3 separate regions of the Homo sapiens genome follow, and all the other regions are linked to region 3. A link is an interaction called in ENCODE POLR2A ChIA-PET data of the cell type or tissue named here. Cell type or tissue: GM12878. All regions are shown on one strand.

The links. ChIA-PET counts read pairs that join two places held together with the same protein. Peaks named below come from ENCODE experiments on the same cell type or tissue, not always from the same donor. Only the 100,000 strongest peaks of a DNase experiment are listed, where the experiment ranks them.
Region 1: POLR2A ChIA-PET joins it to region 3 with 5 read pairs; 2 of 35 experiments call an interaction of 5 or more read pairs at or near these places.
Region 2: POLR2A ChIA-PET joins it to region 3 with 6 read pairs; 6 of 35 experiments call an interaction of 5 or more read pairs at or near these places.

What each region holds. Positions count from the first base shown.
Region 1 is chr3:57,322,067-57,327,066 of GRCh38, forward strand. DNAH12 (dynein axonemal heavy chain 12) reads right to left here. Exons shown (of 74, transcript NM_001366028.2): 63 at 1,403-1,553; 64 at 941-1,194; 65 at 277-417. Among named protein-coding and RNA genes, the nearest start is that of ASB14, 32 kb to the left of the region's middle. RefSeq lists an enhancer at 2,385-2,908. In GM12878, no CTCF peak of the experiment used is centred here; no DNase peak of the experiment used is centred here.
Region 2 is chr3:57,837,782-57,842,781 of GRCh38, forward strand. SLMAP (sarcolemma associated protein) reads left to right here. Exons shown (of 25, transcript NM_001377540.1): 4 at 3,518-3,590. Among named protein-coding and RNA genes, the nearest start is that of SLMAP, 84 kb to the left of the region's middle. RefSeq lists an enhancer at 2,743-2,792. In GM12878, no CTCF peak of the experiment used is centred here; a DNase peak (open chromatin) is centred at 2,875; H3K27ac peaks cover 223 bases.
Region 3 is chr3:57,785,013-57,790,012 of GRCh38, forward strand. All of the region lies in intron 2 of SLMAP (sarcolemma associated protein), which reads left to right. Among named protein-coding and RNA genes, the nearest start is that of SLMAP, 31 kb to the left of the region's middle. In GM12878, no CTCF peak of the experiment used is centred here; a DNase peak (open chromatin) is centred at 2,999; H3K4me3 peaks cover 623 bases; H3K27ac peaks cover 1,279 bases.

The DNA.
Region 1 (5,000 bases), 460 kb before region 3:
CCTAATCAAAAACATTACTGGGCTTTGGCTTACAAACTAAGATTCATTCATTCAACAAATATTTATTTCGATGTCTACTGTGTGGGAAGTGGAACACAAACTATATTGAATAAAATGGTGAACAAGATAAGTACAATTTTTGTCTTGTTAGGAAATGCGTAAAGTTTTAAAAACATTAAATAAAAATGTTACAAAAGCATTATTAAACAAAATTTTACACTTCCATATTTGATCACTATAAAACACATTTTAAAAGTTCCAAAAGATGAATATTACCAGTTCCTTTCCACGGCATCCCTTGAAAAACTCAGGATCAGAAACTGGATCAGTGAGATATGATTGAAGGAGATTCAGCCGAAGACCCGTGGGAGGTTCATTAGTCATTTTTACTCCATTCTGTAGAATTGTTACTGGGAACTAAGACAAAATAAATGGAGAGCATTATACAAGATAGCAAGTGGAGGCTCTAAAAGTGCATATACACGTGGATTAAAAAACAGGCATAATGGAGAACTCCAGAAATATTCAAAAAACCTCTTAAGGTTAAGCATCTGAGGCTTGATTAAGATATGCAGACAGCTGGCCAGGCGTGGTGGTGCATGCCTGAAATCCCAGCACTTTGGGAGGCTGAGGCGGGTGGATCACCTGAGGTCAGGAGTTCGAGACCAGGCTGGCTGACATGGTGAAACCCCATTTCTACTAAAAATACAAAAATTAGCCGAGCATGGTGGTATGCGCCTGTAATCCCAGCTACTGGGGAGGCTGAGGCAGGAGAATCGCTTGAACCCGGGAGGCGAAGTTTGCGGTGAGCCGAAATTGCGCCACTGCACTCCAGCCTGGGAGACAGAGTAAGACTCCGTCTCAAAACAAACAAACAAAACAAATAAGATATACAGATAGCTAAGTAAATGTACTTAACTCTATAAGGAAATAAACATACTTTTGAAGATGGATAGCTTGTCAGCCAAAGCCTAAAGGATGAGTTACAGGTTTCAGAGGTAAAATCTTCACATATTTTTTCCAACATGGGCATCCAGGACACTGCAAGATGGCAATTCTGTAGGCACACCCAAGTTCCTTCTTCAATTGCTGCTTTAATCATTTTTGCTGCAATCGGTCCTTGTCCCTGTCCCAGTGAAATAGCTTGAAACTTATTTCCAGACATAGATTTATCATTTGCAAATTTCAGCAGGCCTATAAGAGGCACAAAAAAATGGTCACACTACTTACTCTAAAATTATAAAAAAGTGCCTTATGTATAGGTGTTTTATCATGAAAAATTCTAGTTACGTTTCTCTGTAAATATCAGATTTACTAACTGATTTATAATCATATAAGGAATCAGTATTGAGCAAGATGTTTTATTTATGATTTCTTAAAAGTTTACAGTATATGCACTTACTGGCCATAGGATCTGCTCCTGGAGATAGAACAAAAATTAAGGGAATGGTGCAATTTGAATCCAAGTAACTCTTTGTCAAATCAAATGGTGGAGGCTCTACAAACTTTTTCCCTAGTTTGTCAGTTACATAGTTTGTTATAGCTGGGGTTATCTGTTGAAGAGAAAAGATATGATCTTTAGAGCAACTTTTATTTCACATAATGGATATGAATATTATTGAAAAACAACAAAGAATACAATTTGAGCCTAATGGTCAAAAAAAGCATATAGCATCATAGACAAAGCACTAATTTCTCTAAAAAATAAAAACTATATACATTTATAGGAGAAGACTATCCAAAAGATAAATGGGCAAAGGAGACAAACTGCTTAGAGAAAATCAAGTACAAATTGATCCTAAACATATGAGGGATGCTCAATGTCACTCATTATAGCAGAGATTGCATATTGTCCCACTTATTTGTCTCTGTTTGGTATTAGAACCCCAAGTTTTCCTGGCATTTCTTGCAGGTAATGTGGCCATGTGACTAAGTTTTGGCCAGAGAGATACAAGTAGAAATTACTTATGGATCTTCCAGATAATATTTTAAGGAAGCTATTTGCCTTCAACAATTTCTTCTCTTTTCAACATAGCGTTCACAAGCCAGCTTCCATTTTGCTGATGAGGACCACACTGTAAGCATGAAAGAACCTGAGTTTCTGGGTGATCTCAGGAGCAAGAGCTTCCCTGTCAGCCCTTCATCATTTGCCTCTGAGCTGTTAGGAGAGAGAGAAATTAACTTCTATTTGATTTAAGCCACTGTACTTTAGGTCCCTTTGTTACAGCAGCTTCATTTATACGCTAATACTCATAATAAGAAAAATACAAATTATAACTATACTTAGATACCATTTTTAACCTATTGAATTGTTATATAAATCAGCCAAAGATGGCCTGGGAGGCCATGATATCTTGATATTTGGTCAAATAGCAGTCTACACATGTTGCTGTGAAGGTATTTTTGGATGAGATTAATATTTAAATTAGTAGATATGGAGTAAGGCAGATTGCCCTCCACAATGTGGTGGGCCTCATACAATCAGTTGAAAGCCTTAAGAAAGAAAAAAGCCTGGGGGGAGGAGCCAAGATGGCCGAATAGGAACAGCTCCGGTCTACAGCTCCCAGCGTGAGCCACGCAGAAGAGGGGTGATTTCTGCATTTCCATCTGAGGTACTTGGTTCATCTCACTAGGGAGTGCCAGACAGTGGGCGCAGGTCAGTGGGTGCAGCGCACCATGCACAAGCCGAAGCAGGGCGAGGCATTGCCTCACTCGGGAAGCGCAAGGGGTCAGGGAGTTCCCTTTCCTAGTCAAAGAAAGGGGTGACGGATGACACCTGGAAAATTGGGTCACTCCCACCCAATACTGCGCTTTTCCGATGGGCTTAAAAAACGGCACACCAGGAGATTATATCCCCCACATGGCTCAGAGGGTCCTACGCCCATGAAGTCTCGCTGATTGCTAGCACAGCAGTCTGAGATCAAACTGCAAGGCGGCAGCGAGGCTGGGGAAGGGGCGCCCGCCATTGCCCAGGCTTGCTTAGGTAAACAAAGCAGCTGGAAAGCTCCAACTGGGTGGAACCCACCACAGCTCAAGGAGGCCTGCCTGCCTCTGTAGGCTCCACCTCTGGGGGCAGGGCACAGACAAACAAAAAGACAGCAGTAACCTCTGCAGACTTAAATGTCCCTGTCTGACAGCTTTGAAGAGAGCAGTGGTTCCCCCAGCACGCAGCTGGAGATCTGAGAACGGGCAGACTGCCTCCTCAAGTGGGTCCCTGACCTCTGACCCCTGAGCAGCCTAACTGGGAGGCACCCCCAAGTAGGGGCAAACTGACACCTCACACGGCTGGGTACTCCTCTGAGACAAAACTTGCAGAGGAACGATCAGATAGCAGCATTCGTGGTTCACGAAAAACCACTGTTCTGCAAACACCTCTGCTGATACCCAGGCAAACAGGGTCTGGAGTGGACCTCTAGCAAACTCCAACAGACCTGCAGCTGAGGGTCCTGTCTGTCAGAAGGAAAACTAAAACAGAAAGGACATCCACACCAAAAACCCATCTGTACATCACCATCATCAAAGACCAAAAGTAGATACAACCACAAAGATGGGGAAAAAACAGAGCAGAAAAACTGGAAACTCTAAAAAGCAGAGCACCTCTCCTCCTCCAAAGGATCACAGTTCCTCACCAGCAATGGAACAAAGCTGGACGGAGAGTGACTTTGACGAGTTGAGAGAAGAAGGCTTCAGACAATCAAACTACGAGCTACAGGAGGAAATTCAAACCAAAGGCAAAGAAGTTAAAAACTTTGAAAAAAATTTAGACAAATGTATAATTAGAACAACCAATACAGAGAAGTGCTTAAAGGAGCTGATGGAGCTGAAAGCCAAGGCACGAGAACTATGTGTAGAATGCAGAAGCCTCAGGAGCCGATGCGATCAGCTGGAAGAAAGGGTATCAGTGATGGAAGATGAAATGAAGCGAGAAGGGAAGTTTAGAGAAAAAAGAATAAAAAGAAACGAACAAAGCCTCCAAGAAATATGGGACTATGGGAAAAGACCAAATCTACGTCTGATTGGTGTACTTGAAAGTGACGGGGAGAATGGAACCAAGTTGGAAAACACTCTGCAGGATATTATCCAGGAGAACTTCCCCAATCTAGCAAGGCAGGCCAACATTCAGATTCAGGAAATACAGAGAATGCCACAAAGATACTCCTCGAGAAGAGCAACTCCAAGACACATAATTGTCAGATTCACCAAAGTTGAAATGAAGGAAAAAATGTTAAGGGCAGCCAGAGAGAAAGGTCGGGTTACCCACAAAGGGAAGCCCATCAGACTAACAGCTGAGCTCTCGGCAGAAACTCTACAAGCCAGAAGAGAGTGGGGGCCAATATTCAACATTCTTAAAGAAAAGAATTTTCAACCCAGAATTTCATATCCAGCCAAACTAAGCTTCAGAAGTGAAGGAGAAATAAAACACTTTACAGACAAACAAATGCTGAGCAATTTTGTCACCACCAGGCCTGCCCTAAAAGAGCTCCTGAAGGAAGCACTAAACATGGAAAGGAACAACCAGTACCAGCCGCTGCAAAATCATGCCAAAATGTAAAGACCATGGAGACTAGGAAGAAACTGCATCAAGTAATGAGCAAAATAACCAGCTAACATCATAATGACAGGTTCATATTCACACATAACAATATTAACTTTAAATGTAAATGGACTAAATGCTCCAATTAAAAGACACAGACTGGCAAATTGGATAAAGAGTCAAGACCCATCAGTGTGTTGTATTCAGGAAACCCATCTCATGTGCAGAGACACACATAGGCTCAAAATAAAAGGATGGAGGAAGATCTGCCAAGCAAATGGAAAACAAAAAAAGGCAGGGGTTCCAATCCTGGTCTCTGATAAAACAGACTTTAAACCAACAAAGATCAAAAGAGACAAAGAAGGCTATTACATAATGGTAAAGGGATCAATTCAACAAGAAGAGCTAACTATCCTAAATATATATGCACCCAATACAGGAGCACCCAGATTCATAAAGCAAGTCC
Region 2 (5,000 bases), 53 kb after region 3:
GTATTAGAACAAAATATTTTCATCAGGTTGCTTTAATTACTTGCCTGTTGCAAATCAAAAGGATAACATGTCTATGCATGTGTGTATCTGGTTGTCATGAGAATCACATTAAAGGCATCGTTGACTGGACTAAATTGTGAGCTTAGTCAGACGTGGGTTATTTTTGTTTTTGTTTTTTAAATTGCCTTCAACTGTGCAGCAACTCTGTACTGCCCAGTCAATATTAGCCCTTGGTTCATCTCATAGATTTGCGCATCAGCTCATTTGCTGAACTTTCAGGGTAATGTGTCTGAACAACAGAATTACTGATGTTGTATATCACAGGTTGTCACCTCTGGAACTAGTTTTATTCTATAACTTGTTCTACCTATTTTTCTTTTTTAAAAAAACAACTTTCTACCAAATTAAAGTGTAGGTATTGCTGGATCTTCATGTTGTATTATGCTCCTGTATTTATTATAGGCTATTTATAGTGAATGTCTTGAGGAGCCATCCTCTAGAAACTCATTTATCATAAGAGAGAGAAATCCATCTCTTCTGTCTTTTGCCTGGGAAAGGAGAAAGCTAGGTGGTTCCTACAAATAGAGATGAACCCTAATGTCTTAAAAGTAAGAAACATCTTTGCACAGGAGTAATGGGAGCTATAAAATACTAAGCAGGCATGTTCCTCAACATCTTCAGTAAAATGCTTTCTGTACCAGATGACTCTGCTAAGTACACAGGTTTTTAAACTGAGAAGCAGATAATCCTTGATGCCCTCAAAGAGTTGAATCTAATTGGTGAGACAACAGTTTCTGTAAATCGTAAATATTCACAATGCAATGTGCTTAATGTTTTAAGAAATAGATATAGGAGGCTCTGGGGACATCTTACCCAGATACTGAGCTTTGGTGAAGGAATTAGAAAATCTGAGCCTGGAGACTAAGTAGCACATGGTCATGCAGGCGAGAGGATAAAAACATTGCTTACAGAAGGGACAGCCTGTGTAAAAGGCATGGGGCTGTGAAAGGTAAAGTGCTTGGAGATCGCAGGTAGCTTGGCTTTGTATAGGATATCCTTCGTAGCAGGATAGAGGATGAGGTCAGACAGGAATGAAGGAGCCCAGTGGTTCATGGCCATGGTTATTGTGCTGGGCAGAGTTTAGAAGACTGCCAATAGATGGTTCTGTTTTTTATTGTTGTTTGTTTGTTTGTGTTTTTGAGACAGGGTCTTGCCCAGCTGGAGTGCAGTGGTGTGATCATGGGTCACTGTAGCCTCGAACTCCCAGGCTCAAGCGATCCCCCAGCCTTAGCCTCCTGAGTAGCTGGGTACAGGTGTGCACCACCCCCACCCTGCTAATTTTAAAATTTTTTGTAGAGAGTGGGTCTCACTATGTTGCCCAAGCTGAACTCAAGTGATCCCCCCACCTCAGCCTCCCACAGCACTGGGATTAGGGGTGTGAGCCACTGTGCCCTGCCAATAGATGGTTCTTGATCTGTGTTAGCACTTTTTATATAATCAATTAGTAATGAAAATCAATATTGAATACATGGTGTTAAATTCCTTAATTTTAATGTGCATTTCCAGATGACAGTCATATTACTTCATGTTTATAATATCATCTTGATGATTCGTCGGCCTGATCATTTAATATCCCCAAATGCATTAGCTCTATTTTTTTTTTTTTTTTTTTTTTTTGAGATGGAGTCTCGCTCTGTCACCCAGGCTGGAGTGCAGTGGCATGGTCTCGGCTCACTGCAACTTTCGCCTCCCAGGTTCAAGCAGTTCTGCTGGCCTCAGCCTCCCGAGTAGCTGGGATTGCAGGCACCTGCCACCATACCGGCTATTTTTGTTTTTTTCTGGGATGGAGTCTCACTCTGTCGCCCAGGCTGGAGTGCAGTGGCGTGATCTTGGCTCACTGCAACCTCTGCCTCCCAGGCTCAAGCGATTCTCCCACCTCAGCCTCCTGAGTAGCTGGGATTACAGGCACCCACCATCATGTTGAGCAGGCTGGTCTTGAACTCCTGACCTCAGGTGATCTGCCTCGGCCTCCCAAGGTGCTAGGATTACAGGCATAAGCCACCATGCCTGGCCTAATTTTTGTATTTTTAGTAGAGGGGTTTTGCCATGTTGGCCAGGCTGGTCTCGAACTCCTGACCTCAGGTGATCTGCCCACCTCAGCCTACCAGAATGCTGGGATTACAGGCGTAAGCCACTGTGCCCAGCCTAAGTTTTATATTTTTAGTAGAGGGGTTTTGCCATGTTGGCCAGTCTGGTCTCAAACTCCTGACCTCAGGTGATCCACCTGCCTCGGCCTCCCAAAGTACTGGGATTACAGGCGTGAGCCACTGAGCCCGGCCTAATTTTTGTGTTTTTAGTAGAGAGGTTTCACCATGTTGGCCAGGCTGGTCTCAAACTCCTGACCTCAGGTGATCCATCCACTTTGGCCTCCCAAAGTACCGGGATTACAGGCGTGAGCCACCATGCCCGGCCAACATTAGCTCTATTCTTAAAATTCAGTTTTGTTGAGATATAATTTACGTATAACACAATTTTACATGTACAATTCAGTGAGTTTTGACAAATATATATGGTCTCATAACCACCACTCCCCTAATCATGATGTAGTGTATTCTCATCAGCCTGCATTAGTTTTTAATCAGAGCTTAGTGAAATAAATAATTCTTTGAACTCTGGAAAATGTAATACAGTATTTGAAGAATAAAGAGAAATAAAAAACCGTCAACCTTCAAGCCAGAAAACAATTTTTTAAAATTAAACCCACATATAGAGAAACTCTGTACAAGTGCTACTTTCAGGAGTTTTGTCTCTTAAAATCTTCAATAGGAAAAGGAGGAAGTAAGATGCAACAGTGAGAAGCTGTCTACAAAGGGACTGTACTGATGTCATTTTGGGGGTGGAGGAAGAAACAACTATCAAGAAAACAAAACAAAATTTTAAATATTGAAATGGAAACATGAGACACTAGCAAACAATTCTGATACTTAATAGCAGAGAATTGTGGAAGCAGTTTCACTTGTCTGAGGTCTTGGTTTTCTCACCCATAAAATGGGGGATTGAGTGGCATTTCTCAACTGTATTATGCAGAACTTTAGAGTTTTGTGAGGTGTGGTTAGGTGTGTAATAGGTTGGGGAAGGGAAGATTTGGAATAAGAACTATATTTTAAATTTGGGAATAGTCAGACCTTATGTTTGATACTGGCAGATGGGGAAAAGTGTATTTCCCCCTCACAATTTTATTTCCATATATTCAACTGACTTTTTATTGACTATTATTACAGAATTGGAGATTAAGACACTTTTCAAAATGATTCTATCCTTATTTCTACCTTGAAATTGTGATTCGTTATGGACAAGATGAGTTTCTCCAGGGTAATAATGTCATTAAACCACTAGCTTTATTTTCTTTCTGAGAAATTGTTACTTTTAAGAATAAACTATGTTTACATATGAGAGGTGTGAAGTTTTATATTTTTAAACAATTATTTCATCCATATTATTTGTTTGTTTCAACCAGTTACCCATGGGTGTATTGTTTCCACAATAAAACTTTTTCTACCAGATGGTATGGAAGCCCGGCTCCGCTCAGAGTGAGTATAATTTAGTACTGTGAAGTTTTTGTGAAGTTTAGTACTGTAAAGAATTTAGTAATAATATTCTAGGTGATGGTGTACTGCTAATACCTGCTTCAGGACTATTTAAATAATATTAGAAAATTGATTAGTACTTTTTGGAATATAATACACTTCAGTTTAAATTGCTTCTTTGCTTTAGTTACAATTCTAGTAAATAATAATGTATCAAAGGCAAAGATTATTTTGTTTCCAAATTTAATTTATATTTTGATGGATAATTAGTTGTTTTTCACAATGTTTCAAGTATATAAGTTACTGGTAAGTGATAGCTTCATTCCTTTTTATTTTCATTTAATATAGGACTTCTTAAACTGTGATCACTTCTGGTATTAATGCCAGTGTCACAATCTTATAAGACCTTGAGGATACCAATATAGTTGTTAGCTTATTTTGGTGGGAGGTTTTTGAAGATTTTTCCAATGTCCTATTTACTTTTTGTATGAAGGAGTGTAAAGGTCATTTAGAGGCCGACATTTGAAAGGGAAAATTACCCATAAAATCTAGATTTTTAAAAGCATATGTAAGTACATTTTGATCTTGGGGTTTTCAGAGATTATTATTATGAAGTGTTGAAGGGAGTTGAGCAATCTTTAAACTTAACATTTTTTATTTGTGGGAAAAGCCTTGAATATGCTAGAAGCTTGTTTTTATACCCAACATAATATTTTCCTGTCTTTCAAAAACAGAGACAGTGACCTGAGGGTAGGAGGTTAAGAGAAGCAATAAATTGAAGGAAAAGTAGAGCATTGAATAGGAAAGTGAGAAGGAAAGATTAAGCAGAGCGAGGCCCTCCCATTACTGTCCGTGCTTTCAGTAGAATCATTTATTTTATGCTTGTTAGAAGCCACATACTTTTCCTTGTTTGTTTACTTTTCAAGATATCTGAAGCAAAATAGCATAGGTTTTAAAACATTTTAATTCTTTTTTTCCTTTTTTTTTGTCCTTGGCATATGAAGTAATATCGTAAATTTAAAACATTAATGTGTTTTCTATTTGCGATTACAGCTTAATTATTAAAATTAAAATAAACTTTAGGAAGTTTAATATAACTTAGCTTTTAAGAGTTAAGAATTAAGGTTTTAGAAATGAGTAACTATTAATCAACTAATGATATATTGCTTCTTAAAGACCTTGATGTTTGTATTTGATAATGAGATTTTTCTTTCATGCAGTTTGAAAACTTTGAACAGTTACGTAAGGAATCATCTGTGTTCTCAGGTTCCATCTAGTAGAACTTGTAAATTTTTTCAAAGTCAGTTGGAATGTATTGTGTCTCTATCCTTTGTGTTTCTCTAATTCTTTTCATCTTTGCCCATTTTCTTCTCATTGTTTGTCTTTTCTTATATGGTTAAATATTAGTATCAC
Region 3 (5,000 bases):
GAGATAGATAGATTTTATATATATATATAGTTATAAAGTATTCAGTCTAAGGTAATCTGTTTATAGCAATACAAAACAAACAAGTATTTCAGCTATAGAATAAAATGTTTGCAAGATTTAGCAAACATAAACGTTTACTTGGTTTTAGAGAATTTGAGGTACATTTCTTAATCTACATAAAATTTAAAACTCAAATATGTTGTAATAGGTTAGGGATTACACCAGTCATAATGATGCCATAGTTGCCTTACACCCTGAGAGAATGAGCCATTTTAACAAATAGGATTTTCTGAGCAGTTGAAAATTTATACCTTTTATGCCCAAATCAGTTTTGGACAGAAAGTTAAACATTTCCTGTCATCTTAAATAGAACAAAGGGCATAACCTTCTCTTAGGTCTTAGTGACCTAGTTGCATTTACTAATATAATTATGCATTTAAGGGGATTAGAGGTTATAAAGTTTGTGCCCCGGGGCTAAATGACTAAATTATCATGATTTAAAGTTCCCTGATATATGAATTTTGTAATGTTTTGATTCTTCTGGGTTTTATTTTCTGTGTCAGCTATTCCTATAGAAACTAAATAGCAACATACATGTAAATACAGATCTGTGAGGAAGCATGTGAATTTTACATTATGTGAACTTGCCCATCTGCTTCTACTACCACACTTCTCTTTTTTCCTTCTTGGTTAACAAGTGAATACCACCTAAAGTGGTATTATTGAGGTCTTTGGTAAATATATTCCTGAAACCTTTTAGAAAAATGTTAAGAGATTTTATATAAAGACCAGGTCACAAATGGCCATGAAATCTCTTCACCTGTTCTTTACCATATGTTATTTTTGTATAACATTTTCACGTTAACTATGTAGCTACATTTATTGGAAAATATAAGTACCTTTATAGTTATTTCAGCAAACATTTATCAGTCTTCTACTACTAAGTAAAAGAACCCCTTCTACTACTACTTTTCTAGGTGACAGAGATGAAAAAACAGGTGTCTGAATTTTTGAAACCTAAAGTCTATTTGAATAAGACAATAAAAAACTGTTTAGTATAATATTTTAGTAGCAGTGTATACCTGGTGTTAAATGATATTATAAAGGAGGATCATCCAATTCAGCATATCAGTTTGATAATACTGTGGTAATAACTCCAAAACCACAGTGCCTTATAGCAGCAAAGATTTATTTCTTGCTCATGTTACATGTTTAGGTAGATGGCAGCTCTGTCCATAGTTGTTCTCCTTTCAGGGGTTCAGGCTGAAGGAGCAGCTCCTATCTGGGACATGTATGTTCTGGTGGTTGAAGGAAAAGAGCTATCCAGAACAGAACCATGGAATTATAGTTAAAAAAGGGGAACATGTTATTCAACACACACTTTATTGGCCAAAGCAAGTCACGTGGCCATGCATAATGCAATTGGTTAGGGAAGTATAATTAATACTCATATAGGAGAAGCAGTAGAATAATTGAGTACAGTAATACATTCTACTACACTCAGCTTCGTTCCCAACTTCCCAAGTGAAAATTATATAGCTTTTTTTTTTTTTTTTTTTTTAAAGACAGAGTCTCACTCTGTTATCCAGGCTGGAGTGCAGTGGCACGATCTTGGTTCACTACAACCTCCGCCTCCCAGGTTCAAACGATTCTTCTGCCTCAGTCTCCTGAGTAGCTGGTATTACAGGTGCCCACCACCTTTCCCAGCTAGTCTTTGTATTTTTTTTTTTTTTTTTTTTGAGTTGGAGTCTCGCTCTGTCGCCCAGGCTGGAGTGCAGTGGTGTGATCTCGGCTCACTGCAAGCTCCGCCTCCCAGGTTCACGCCATTCTCCTGCCTCAGCCTCCCGAGTAGCTGGGACTACAGGCGCCTGCCATCACGCCTGGCTAATTTTTTGTATTTTTTTAAGTAGAGATGGGGTTTCACCATGTTAGCCAGGATGATCTCGATCGCCTGACCTTGTGATCCGCCCGCCTCGGCCTCCCAAAGTGTTGGGATTACAGGCGTGAGCCACCGCACCCTGCCGAAAATTATGTAGTTTTGGGAGCCATCAAGTAAAAATGCATTATAGCAGAAATAAAGCTGTTTTCCAGTCCCTTATGAGCATTCTAATATCTATAAGTTAAATTGCTTGTGTCTCCCTTGAAGATGAGAGAAGCTGTAAAGAAATTATAATTTGAAGTAATGTTCTTTTTATGGGAGATGGAGGACTATATCATTGACACACTACTTGGTATCTTTTTTGAATAACTCTGACATCGAGTTATGAGGTTCAATAATAAGTTTTTTTTCTTTTCACATCTCTTCAATCTACTTTATGTTACCCATTAATCGATTGCTTTGTCATGGACTGAATCTATACAATCATATTTTCAAGCTAAAATCTGGGGTAGATTAGTTCATGGGGTCAAACATTAGCATATTTAAAATAGGAAATGACATGAATTATGTAGCATTTGCTTATTGGGCATCTCTTTCTTTTTTGAGACAGAGTCTCACTCTGTCGCCCAGGCTGGAATGCAGTGGCGCAATCTCCGCTCACTGCAACCTCTGCCTCTCGGGTTCAAGTGATTCTCCTGCCTGAACCTCCTGAGAGCTGGGATTACAGGCATGCGCCACGATACCCAGCTAATTTTTGTATTTTTAGTAGAGACGGGGTTTCACCATGTTGGCCAGGCTGGTCTTGAACTCCTGACCTCAAGTGATCTGCCCACCTCAGCCTCCCAAAAGTGCTGAGATTACAGGCGTGAGCCACCATGCCCGGCTAGGCATCTCTTTATTGAGCATCTCCTATGTGGCATATTTGCCAGCTGACTGGGATATAGGAGTGAAAGATATGATCCTTGCTTTTAGGGATTCTACATAAGTGGACATGTCTCTGGATAATACCAATACTAGGAAATAATTGCCAAGAGAGGTACTAGTCAAATGATCCGCAGTTGAAGTGTTTAGGAAGGAATGACCAATGATAAGATGGTGAAGAAAGAGTGGTTAGAATGGTTTCTCCACAGGTGACAGCTGAAACAAGTCTTGAAAGAAGAGCAAGACTTTGTCATGCAAATGAGGGGAAGTACATTCTAGGCAGCACTAATATATATCATGAGTGATAGCATGAAGGAGTAAAAGCAGTGGTGGTTTATAGAAACTGAGTGATTTTTGTGAATCATATAGGAGAGAGGACAGGAGATGAGGTGGAAAAGGTAGATTTGGACCAAGTCTTGAAGGACTTTAGTGTAATGCTGCTTTTTCCTTTAGGAACAGGTGGTGAGGAGTTTGATAAGATTTTAAGTAATAGAATCACATGCTTAAATCTTTGTTTTTAGAATAGCAGTCATGGTGATAATGTGGAAGACATTGGCTTTGTGCCTAGAGGCAAGGGGACTTGTAGAGTGATTCAGTAAAGAGGACAGTTAGAGGTAAATTCTTGGTGTGTAGCCAAATCATCTGGATAGAGGGAGATAGACTTGGGAGTTATCAGCCCATGTAGTGAAGGTTACAGGAAATACACTCCCAGGGAAGTTTGTATATCGCTAGAAAAGTAGAGGCTGGGGAAGAACCCTGGGGATGACCAGCATTTGAACAGCTGGCAGGGAAAAAAGAAGGCAGACTTAAAAGACCATCCAGAGAAGTAGGAGGATGAGGAGAGATTAGATTTGTGAAGTACAAAGCAGGGGAGAGTTTTTGAGAAGAGAGTTGTGAATAGCCCTCAAATGCTACATTATAAGAGTTGAAAGTAGTCCTTGGACTTGTCAGGTAGGGGTCTGTCTCATCAATGGCTTGAGGGCTGGCTGTTCAGTAGAGTGATGAATGTGGAAGCTCGCCGGCAGTTGGTTAAGAAGGCAGTGAGTTAGGGAGTGTGACAGGGAGTGTGACAGTTCTGTACATGCATTACTATAAGTGGATCCGGAGAGTAATTAAGTTATTTCCATAAGAAAGGTAGTGTTTGTATACTTCAGTGATGATCATTTGTTTTTCTCCAGTTTTAATTGTTGCTGCTCCCAAGGAGCCTGTGGTGATTCTGCCCTTGTATGTCGGGGGAAATGTGGCATTAAAAAAGCAGTACAGGTCAGGCACTCTCTGTCCAGATTAATTTCTCAATAGAGTTATGTGTAAATTGAAATCTTACTGAGTTGAATAAGTTTGTGCAAATGGGATGTTGGTAAGGAAAAAATTATTCAATGACACTTGTTAAAGCATGGTAAGGAAGATTTATTCAGGACCATTGAGATAGGTATAGAAACCACTGCAGTGGGGTGTGGGGATTGCGGGGCGAGGGTAGAGAGAGACTGGGCTCACTCTGAATACAGCATGGGCAATTGGGAATCTATAGCCAAGGATCAGTGTGAGGGTAAGTGGTTGGAAAATTACTAAGAGGAAACATCAGGGGTAAGGGGGATTCTGGCTAAATCGACCTAACAGGATTCTTGGTGGAGTCAGGCCAGGGTGTTCAGACATCACCTGAGGGATGGTAGATAATGAGGAACCTGATCATACATCAAGGATGATCAGATGTCGAGGTTGAGGGGGTTCTGGCTAAACTGACTTAGCAAGGTTCTTTGGCTAAAACTGGATTTTACAAGGAAGTACACAGATGAGCCTAGAAGAGAGTTCATAAGCCTGAGTAAAGTTTGGCCAAGCAAAGAATCTTTGTCAACATGAGTCACATTGTTAAAAATATATGGAAATGTTAAAACTCTGTAATTCAACACAAATTAGAAATTCAGCAGCTATAGATGATATTCCCATAGATATTTTGATGTTCTGAGTTCTTTTTTTCTTTATCAAGTCCAAAATGTCATGTTCTGAGTTATTTTTGTTTGTTTGATTTATTTTGTTTTGTTTTCGAGATGGAGTCTCACTCTGTCGCCCAGGCTGGAGTGCAATGGCATGATCTCGGCTCACTGCAACCTCCGCCTCCTGGGTTCAAGCGATTCTCCTGCCTCAGCCTCCCAAGTAGCTGGGATTATAGGTGCCCGCCACCACTCCCAACTAATTTTTTTAT